Regions from separate parts of the Homo sapiens genome. Here region 1 is linked to region 2. A link is an interaction called in ENCODE POLR2A ChIA-PET data of the cell type or tissue named here. Cell type or tissue: A673. All regions are shown on one strand. Region 1 has its middle 41 kb from the start of LINC01902. Region 2 has its middle 150 kb from the start of LINC01477.

What was found. Peaks named below come from ENCODE experiments on the same cell type or tissue, not always from the same donor. Only the 100,000 strongest peaks of a DNase experiment are listed, where the experiment ranks them.
Region 1: POLR2A ChIA-PET joins it to region 2 with 10 read pairs; 2 of 35 experiments call an interaction of 5 or more read pairs at or near these places.

The regions. Positions count from the first base shown.
Region 1 is chr18:39,798,324-39,803,323 of GRCh38, forward strand. No RefSeq gene overlaps it. Among named protein-coding and RNA genes, the nearest start is that of LINC01902, 41 kb to the right of the region's middle. In A673, no CTCF peak of the experiment used is centred here; DNase peaks (open chromatin) are centred at 1,558 and 2,008; H3K4me3 peaks cover 2,223 bases; H3K27ac peaks cover 1,035 bases.
Region 2 is chr18:40,210,596-40,215,595 of GRCh38, forward strand. No RefSeq gene overlaps it. Among named protein-coding and RNA genes, the nearest start is that of LINC01477, 150 kb to the left of the region's middle. In A673, no CTCF peak of the experiment used is centred here; a DNase peak (open chromatin) is centred at 2,116.

The DNA of each region.
Region 1 (5,000 bases), 410 kb before region 2:
ATATTACAAAACAGAATTCAAGATTACCATAAGTTACTCATTTTGCCCAAATGATGATGCAGAAGTTTTAAAGAAGCAAAAACCTTTATAAACCTTTACAAATATTGCCAAAGAGCAGATTAATGCCTTAGGAAAATCTTGTTATGCTTTTATTTCAATGCTCAATTTACAGAAAACCGTATAATACCCTGTTTTTGAATTTCGTCACTATGTTCACACAGAGAACCTCTTCTAAAAGATTAATTCCACAATTCTTCCACCACTTCTTTGAACCTTCAGCTTTCCTAATTTAACACAAAACAATCCTTTAACCCTAGGCAAAAGTTTACATTCCATGCCTTCTTATAATCTTTACTAAAAAACACATTTTACTGTTTTTACACACCTTGGATGTAAATCTATTTCTAGTAGCCTAGCAATTTTTAACTGTAAGGTAAAACTTGGTAAGTTGCTTTAATTGCGTGCTAACTAAAGCCAAGATTGGCCTTCTTAGTTAAGGGTGTGGTTAATTCCATATGTTCCCAGGCCTTACCAATTGTGAAGCCAGCAAGTCAAATAGTTCTCAAAACCCAAAAAGCAGCTTGTAACCTCAAAACACTTAGCATACCTTGCACCTGACATACATTTTACTAATAGTCTTTAGGACTGTTTTTATTTCTTAAAGATTAAAATCACGTGAGCTGAAAGGTACCATAGCTTTTCACTTCCCTTACAAAATACTTGATCAAAGGACTTGTCTTTCTTTAAGCCAAATTAATCAGAGCTCTTCTTACACACATCACACACAGTACACATACAGGTAGAAGAAAACCTAGTCGCTGGGTGGGGCCCTTTAAGAGACAGCTCTAGGAAAACATGCAGATGTCAAACCAGAAAGGGCTCATCCCCTATGGCAGGCTTGCCAAACAAAGCTTTGCCAAGTGGTTACCGGCCATGGCCCGCAGGATATAAAGCAAGATGGAGGCTTAATTTCACAACCAAAACTTTGCAGAAAATATAAACAGTGATGGTTGTTGCGGGCGGGAGGGGGCGGCGGCGGGGGGCGGGGGGTGCCTGGCCTAGCAAAACATCTTCTAAAAGAAAAAAAAAACTTTAAAACTTAACTTGCTGATTGGGTACAGAAAGGGAAAGAAAATAAACAGTTTAAAAATGCCTAGGGAAGTCCCGGTGCGGTGGCCCACGCCTGTAATCCCAGCACTTAGGGAGGCCGAGGCAGGCGGATCACGAGGTCAGGAGATCAAGACCATCCCGGCTAACACGGTGAAACCCCGTCTCTACTAAAAATACAGAAAAAAAATTAGCCAGCCGTGGTGGCGAGTGCCTGTAGTCCCAGCTACTTGGGAGGCTGAGGCAGGAGAATGGCGTGAACCCGGGAGGCGGAGCTTGCTGTGAGCCAAGATCGCGCCACTGCACTCCAGCCTGGGCGACGGAACGAGACTCAGTCTCAAAAAAAAAAAAAAAAAAATCCTGGGGAAGAACCTCTTATTCTTATGCAAGTGGTTTCTCCACCAGGGAGAAAAGTTTGATTACTGGCTGATGGAGCTGAATCTCTTGGCGGGGAAGGGGAAGGCTCCAGCCGTTCATGGCGGAAAATGCCAGCCAGCTGCCCCGGGATCCTTGAGCCGTGCCTCCCATTCCGGCAGGGAGTTGGGGGTGGAGGGGAGACACTGCTCACCAGTTGGTCCCAAAAAAGGAAGGAAAAGGTCAAGCAACAGTGAGAGGTTTTGAGTCTCCATTTCACTCACCGCTTCTGGTGCCCCCACATTGCGCGCCAAAAATGTTGCAGGACTTTTTCTTAGTTCAGCTGAAGATAAAGTTCTTGTCCGTCCCACGGCCATGAAAATTCAGGCTCGCAGATGATTTAAAGGGTGAGTAAGGCAGGGTTTTATTGGGTAAAAAGGGGAAAAAAGGGGGGACACAGGTATTCCCTCACAAGGTCAGACTCCCCTGCTAGAGCACTTCCCGCCTGCCGTTCGAATCCCAAGTTCCACACAGGAAGGGGAGGGGCCAGGCTCCTCAATGCTGCAAACCTGGCGAACTTCCCGAGGCTTCACCTCAGTGGAGAGGCTGGTTAGAATTTCTCCAGGGACCCTCTGTCACTTGGCTGTCTCAAAGGGATTTCTTTCTAATTGACAAATTAAGACAGCAACTTTGCATATAGCCCAGATGTCTACATTAAGAAAAAATTAGATTGGTCTATTGTCAAATGTAATCTCATTTTCCTAAATAATAACATGGTGACCCTCCTGAATTAAAAAGACAAGACCTAAAGTATTACATAAAAACTTTAAAACTTTGTTTTCCTCCAAATGAAGTGAAAATTAGACACCAGGGAGGTAACTGAGTTTCAAACCTGATTGTAACATTGAATATTTCAGCTTTGTCTAATATAAGCCTAAAGCATAAGAACAAGAAATGAAACAATGCTGATTCAAAGTGGAGTGTCAACTTGACCACTAAAAGTGAACCACTCCATAAAAGTAGGAACCCAAAGAGGTCCACTGATTCACAAAAGAAGATGCTGAGAAAACGTGCCTGTCTTGAACTTGGCATTGGGTAGAAGGAAAAAATATATTTTACATATGTGTCATATGTGACATATATGTGTCATATAGACATATGGGTAATCTGTGAAATAATATATGACAAGACAAAAATACGACATATATCACACACGACACATATATATCACTTATGATACAAATAAGCCACAATGACATATAGATGTATGTCATATGTGGCATATATTTGTCATATGCCATGTGTGACATGCATTAGTCATACAGCATATGAAATGTATGTCGTTTCATATGCCAAATATGTGACATGTGTCAAATATGCATCTTATGCGACATGTATAAGACATGAGTCACGTGACATAGGTGTGAAATATGACATGCGGCATGCATGTGGTGTGTCATACAGGGATCATATGGGTCATACATGACAAATGTGTGTCATATGTGTCATAGGCGACACGCGTCGTATGGAACGTGTGTTGTGTTATACACGCGACATACGTGTTGTGTGTGACATGTGTGTGACATGTATGTCACATACAAGTCGTTCGTAAGACGTTAGTTTCTATGTAAATATGCATGCCATGTGCGACGTGTATGTGACGTTTGCATGTGTCATATGTGACTTGTGTCAAATGAGAGTTATATTTCATGTCCCTGTCATCTGTGTCACGGATGTGGCACGAATGTGGTATGTATGTTACATGTGTCATAACATGCAAGTGCCATATGTGACTTACGTGTGTCACGTGTGACGTGTCCTGTGTGTCTTATAATGTGTAGTGTGTCATATGTAACATGTACATGACATGTATGTGTCATCTGTCACATGTATGTAATATGCATGTGTCATACGTGCCATATCCTGCATACACGTGCCATGTAGCTGTCATATATGGCGTTTTCCATGTAGGTGTTATGTATAAGTGTCATATATGGCATATGTGTACCATATATCTCTGGCGTTTGTCATGTGTGACATGCGACATGCATGTATCACACGCTAATGCATGTTATGTGCGACATGTGACATGCATGTGTCATGTATGTGCAATATGTAACTTGCAGGAAACCTGTATGTGTCACATGTGTCCTTTGTAATCTGTAGGAAATGTCATGCATGTGAAGTGTATGTGTCACTTGTTTGTCATGTGTCATATGTGGCATATGTCATGCATGTGTCGTGCATGTGTCATGCATGTGACGTGCACGTGTCTTTCATGTGTCGTACATGTGTCACGCATGTGTCATGTGTTGTGCATGTGTCGTGTGTGACATGCATATCCAACATGTGTTATATATGATACATATGTCACACCATTGTGTTGTTTCCTTTATGTTGTATGTGAAGCATGTCATATGTCACGTAACAGGAATGCGGGACATTCTGTTCCATATGTGTTATATATGACATGTGTCATGTGTCGTATATACATCATGCATTCGACCTATGTAACATGTGTGTTATATGTGACATGAATTGGTCATGGGTGACATATAGGTGGTATGTGTGTCACATGTGTCTTTTGTGATGTTTCATGTGTCCTAGGTGACACGGATGTGATATGAATGTTTCACGTGTCCAGGTGTGTGACGTGTATGTGTTGCACGTGTCACACATCTGTGACGTGTGTCATACATATGTGATATGGGCATATGTTTGTTCTATTTGGTCATGTGTGTTATGTGACACTTTGTGTCATACATGTGACATAAATGTGCCATGTATGACATGCATGTGACGTCCATGTGTGCCATGTATGTGTGTGACCTGTATGTGTTACATGTTACATGCATGCCTGCCACATGCATGTGTCATGTGCGAGTTTATGGTATGTATTTGTCATGTGCCTTATGTGACATGTATTTGTCATAAATGAGTTATGCCTGACATATACGCATCATGTGTGTCGTGACAAGTGTGTGATGTGCATGTGTCATGGGACGTGAAATGTGTCATATGTACCACATATGCCACACATGACATGCGTCATATATGTGACAGGCATGTGTCACGCGTGTCGTATGCGACATGTTATATATGTGTCATATGCATGTGTTATGTCATATGTGAAGTGTCATATGTACTATGGCTGACATGTACGTTTCGTGTTATGTAGTCATGTGTATTATGAATTTCACGTCATGTGTATCATGTGACATGTTATGTGTTTTGTGCACTCTATAAACGTCATGTATGACATGTGACATGTATGCACCATACATATGCCGTGTGTGCGATATGTGTGATGCATGTGACATGTATGTGCCATAGATGTCATTTGTTGAGTGTGCTCCTCATATCACGTGTGTGTCATGTGTGACAAGCAAGTGACGTGTATGTGTCCTGTAGTTATAAATTAATGTATCATGTGTGACTTGTACATGACATGCATGTCTTTTGTGTGACACATGCATCATACAAAACACTAAAAGTTCTATAATCTCCAGCTTTTTTACCTAAAACTAATCTTTTGCATT
Region 2 (5,000 bases):
ATCCCTATTAAAAAAAGACATATTAACAAGAGAAAAGCATAACAAATTTATCAATCAAAGTTTTATGTGACACAGAGCCTTCAGAATTGAAGACCCAAAGACCTGTGGCAAATAGTGTATTTTTATGCTTAGGTTTCTTTAAAAATGGATTGTCATGTAGACATATAATTGGATAAAAAGAGATATGACCTAATTAATGGTAATAAATGAAAGGGAACTCAGCAAGACCTGTTTGTTCAGATTATTCTTAGCCTCTCTGTATGGCATTCCTTTCCTCTGAATATAGATCAGGAGCCCTCCAGAATGAGCATCTCATGACCTACTTCAGGTGAGGTAAGTCAGAGAATTCCTTTATGACCATGCTTCACAGACAAAGGTGAGGGAAAGTGAGACTGACCTCACTTTTGCAGTTTTTCTCAATTGTCAAGGTGCCATGTTTTGGGGTATCATGTTCTGAGACCCAACATTTCATGTTTATATAAATTGTGTTCGGAAAGGCTTTTTTTTTTTTGTAGCATGAGTAGAAATGCTCCTTTCTCAAGTCCCACTGATATTCAGCTTGACAGTTGGAGAGCACTTAATTAGTCTCAAGAATCTACTTATTAAAACTTTGTTTATTTGTGTTCCAGAGAGTCACAAGGACAGAAAGACAGGTTTCTTGGTACTGCAACACAATCCTTAAATGTAACCACATAACTTATGCAGGGCTGTATCAACCCAATCTAAACAAGACAAGTAGCTTATTCTGAAGCATAAATTTGGATTCGAAATTTGACAGAACATTACAAAAGTGATCAAAGCACACAACATTGGTTTTGGAGATATTGCTGTGCTTTTCCTGTTGTAATCTTATATTAGTCTGTTCTCACATTGCTATAAAGATCTACCTAAGACTGGGTAACTTATAAAGAAAAACGTTTTAATTGGCTCACAGTACCACAGGCTATACAGGAAGCATGGCTGGTGAGGCCTCAGGAAAGTTACAATCATGGCAGAAGGCATAGAGGAAAGTGGGGCGTCTTACATGGCCAGAGCAGGGGGAGAAGAGAATAAAGGGGGAGGTGCCACACACTTTAAAACAAGTAGTTCTCAAGAATGCCCACTTCTATCATGAGAACAGCAAGGGGGAAATCTTCTCCCATAATCCACTTATCTCCCACCAAGTCCCTCCTCCAACATTGGGGATTACATCTGGACGTGAGATTTAGGTGGGGGCACAAATCCAAACCATATCACATATATACACAAAAGTAATTGAAGGACGTTAATATCATCTACTAGAATCCTTTCAATTACAGATTTTAAAAATACGTCCTAAAGAACTGTAAAATTTTCTAAATGAAGGCCCATGTCATTTCCTCTGTTTAAGAAAACATGGGAAGAGAAAATAATACCAATGTAAGAGAAGGAGCCTTTCATGAAGTCATGAGCACTTACTAAAGCATGCAGCCCTTCCCAGGTAGCAGATTTTTGTTGTTGCTGTTATTTTTTTCCCCTTTCTTATAAGAAGTATTTATTAAGGGATTTATTTACATTGACACAAACTGCCAGATTTGCATCTCCCTTCATTTGCATTATCTTGCCTCTTCAAATTAGGGGTTAGTTTTTACTCTCCAACAGCTCATTTTCCTTAAACACAAGGAGAGGACCTAGCTATCTGCATAAGGCATTTTATATGCAAATCTAGCCAGTCAACAGCAGAGTGGACACTGATTAAACACAGGAGATGCTAATCATAATGACTTTTAAAGTTACAGAGACAGACAATATCCTTGTTAATGTTTTAAGGATTCCAGAGATAGAGTCAAACTTGCTCTGTAGAGAGTCTTTTAGTTGGCCATTGCGATACTATTGATACACTAGTATTGGCCAGAGCGGCTAAAGTCATGGAACCGCTGAAAATGGATTAACATGAGATGACAATGTTGGAAAGTCTTGCTGTTTTTGGTCCTTGGGAAATTGAGGGAGGCAGAAGGGGGCTGACAATTGTTTCTTTTCTCTTTTGCTTCATCTTTCTAGAGGTTGTTTCATCAGCATATTTTTTAATAGTGCCTTGAATGTAGATAGCTCCTTCCTGCTGAGCTAGTCAAAGTGCTTTACATACATTATCTCTCATTTGTCCTCCCCTAATCCTCAGAGTTTGATAGATGTCAAAGGAATGTCCTTTTTTTTTTTTTTTTTTTTAAGCTTCTGGGGTAAACCAGAGCCACTAGATTGAAAGTACAGGGGAAGAGTAATTTTCCAAGATGGCATCAAGCTTTAGAAAACCCTTATAACTGAGGAAAAAAGAAAAATGTCTTATCTCGTATGCATTACTACCATTCATCAATAGTCCACTTTCTTTTCTTTCCTGAACCTGAAAAGGCTACACTGATCATTTTTCTTGCCATGAGGTGAGCCATGTAATTTTTATGACTTATGAAAAGTGAGCAAAAATAAACTTACTTTCTGACCAAAAAGCCCATTCTCAATTCTCTATCTTTTTTCTTCTCTTGTTCATCAGTGGGTAATATGGAATAGAGCCATCCTAGCCCTGGCAACACACAAACACACACATCCATGTATATTCATACATTGTATTTATTTGAGGAAGAAATATAAACTTTCTGAGATTTGGAGGTTACTTATATCAGTATGAGCTTTGCTTATTCTCACTGATACATCTTGTTTGGGTAATACTTAGACATAATAAAACAACAATACTCTGCTACTTAAAGTATCTTTGGAACCACAGACTGTGTAAATTGACAAAAACATATTCCCATCAAGCAAATAAGTTATTTATTATAATGTAAATTTAACAAATCAATGAACTAAGTATATGTTACTATAGGTTACTATTCCAAGTACTTTTCCACATTAAACATAATAAATTGTACTGATTTTTCTCAAGGTAATAAAAGCATATAAATTGAAAATAATTATGAAATACAAAAAAAGGCACACACACACACACAAAGAAGAAAACAGAAATAATCTGTTCTTCCATATCCAGAGATAACCACTGTCACTGAGTAGCACTGGAGGCATCGTGTAATAATTTTTCACAAAATGAACAAAGATAGTTATTATATTGTTCCACCTCTTTGTTTCCTGTAACAAGGGTTACAAAGCTGAAAAGACACCAGAAGACAAATCTGTTCACTTGAACTCTGTGCTAGTTTGGATACTAACTAGCTGGGAGACTTTGGCAAATGGTTTAACTGTCTCTGACTCTATTTTTTTAATTGGTATTCATATCTCACAACTTTTTGTTCTTTTCCATGAGATTTTAATCTCATAACTTTGGTTTAGGTGATTATTATTTAGCTGTGAGTCAATTCACTAGAAACAGCTGAAAGTTGATTCATCAAATGATTAATTTCCCAAATAACTATTTCACCAAAAGTTTAATATTTTAAAAATGAACCTATAAGAATTTTACTAGGAATATTCAATAGTAAATGTTTTATAAAAGTATATTTTATCACAGTAACAAAAATGTTGGCATGTATTTTTCTGCTTTTTTATTTTACATTTTAAGATTGAGCTGGTATGTTTCTAAACTTCTATTTCACTTTTTGTTTTGTCAATCTTTTTTTTTTTTTTTTTTGAGATGGAGTCTCATTCTGTTGCAGTGCAGTGGCACAGTCTTGGCTTACTGCAACCTCCGCTTCCCGAGTTCAAACAATCCTTCCACCTCAGCCATCCAAGTAGCTGGGATTACAAGCATGCACCACCACACCAAGGTAATGTTTTTTTTGTGTGTTTTTATTACAGACGAGGTTTCACCATATTGGCCAGGCTTGTCTCAAACTCCTGACTTCGAGTGATCCCCTGACCTGGGCAATCTTTAGTTTTTAGCCTAAGAATTATTGGCATTTCAAACCATTTAATTCTTTCTTTAAAATTTTGCATTTATATTTAATATACTTCAAATTTATGATTGCAATCATATAGGGGGATATAATAATTCTTTCTGATAATATGAACTTTCTTTTCTTATCATTGACTGAGTAAACCTTTTGATGTTGGCTATTTGTGCAAACTGCTACCAAGTGGAATTATTCAGACTGACTTTCATGGCTTCCAAAGGTTAGCAACGTCTTATGTGATAGGATTTTTCTGGTAATTTCTTTCAAATGCTTCTGAATTTAAAAAAATTAATATTTAATTTAAAATAAAAATAACTTTAAATTCAATATGACTAGGGTAATTTTTAAATTTAAATTTTATATTTATATAATTTAAATTTTAATTACAAAAATATTTTTAAATTTAGGATTATAAAATTAATTGTACACCAGTATTAATTTTATTCAATTCACTATTTAAATATAATTTAATATGTATTTTCATCATTAAAATGTAACATTTAGGCTTGAATAATTTGGGAATAAAATCTAAAAAGTTTTAACCTTTTAAAAATTTCAAAAGCTATTGAAAAGTTCTGAAAGGAATAAGAAGTAGATAAGATAAACCAAATGAAATATCAAAATCTTAAATAAGAAAATATTTAATGTTTTTTTAGTGTATAATATTTTATAATTTTTTATTTTCTGAAGTTTATTCTTTATTTTTTGTAAATGCTTCAACCAAAACTTAATTAATATTGAGAAAAATTGGATTCAACCATCATTAAAATGAAATTCTGATTACTTCTGGAAACAGCAAAAAAATCATTAGCACATTGAACATTGGTTCAATGCATTCTTTTCTGAATTACTTCATTAACTTTTCCCCAAGTCCTCAATACCTGTCAAACCAAAATTTACCACCAAATGACCAACCCTCAAACAAAATGAAAAAGAACAATAGCAGCAACAGTGATAGTACTTTGGATTTTTAAAGTTATTTCCTAATAAAACTTTACAATATACAACAAAAATTTTGAACCATTTTGACAATATACTATCTAATTTCACTGACCCTCTTCTCCACCTAAAGTGACTTGCCTCATGTGCAAGCTATACTTGCCTGGCTCATAAAATTTATTCAATAAACATTTTCCTAAGATTCCT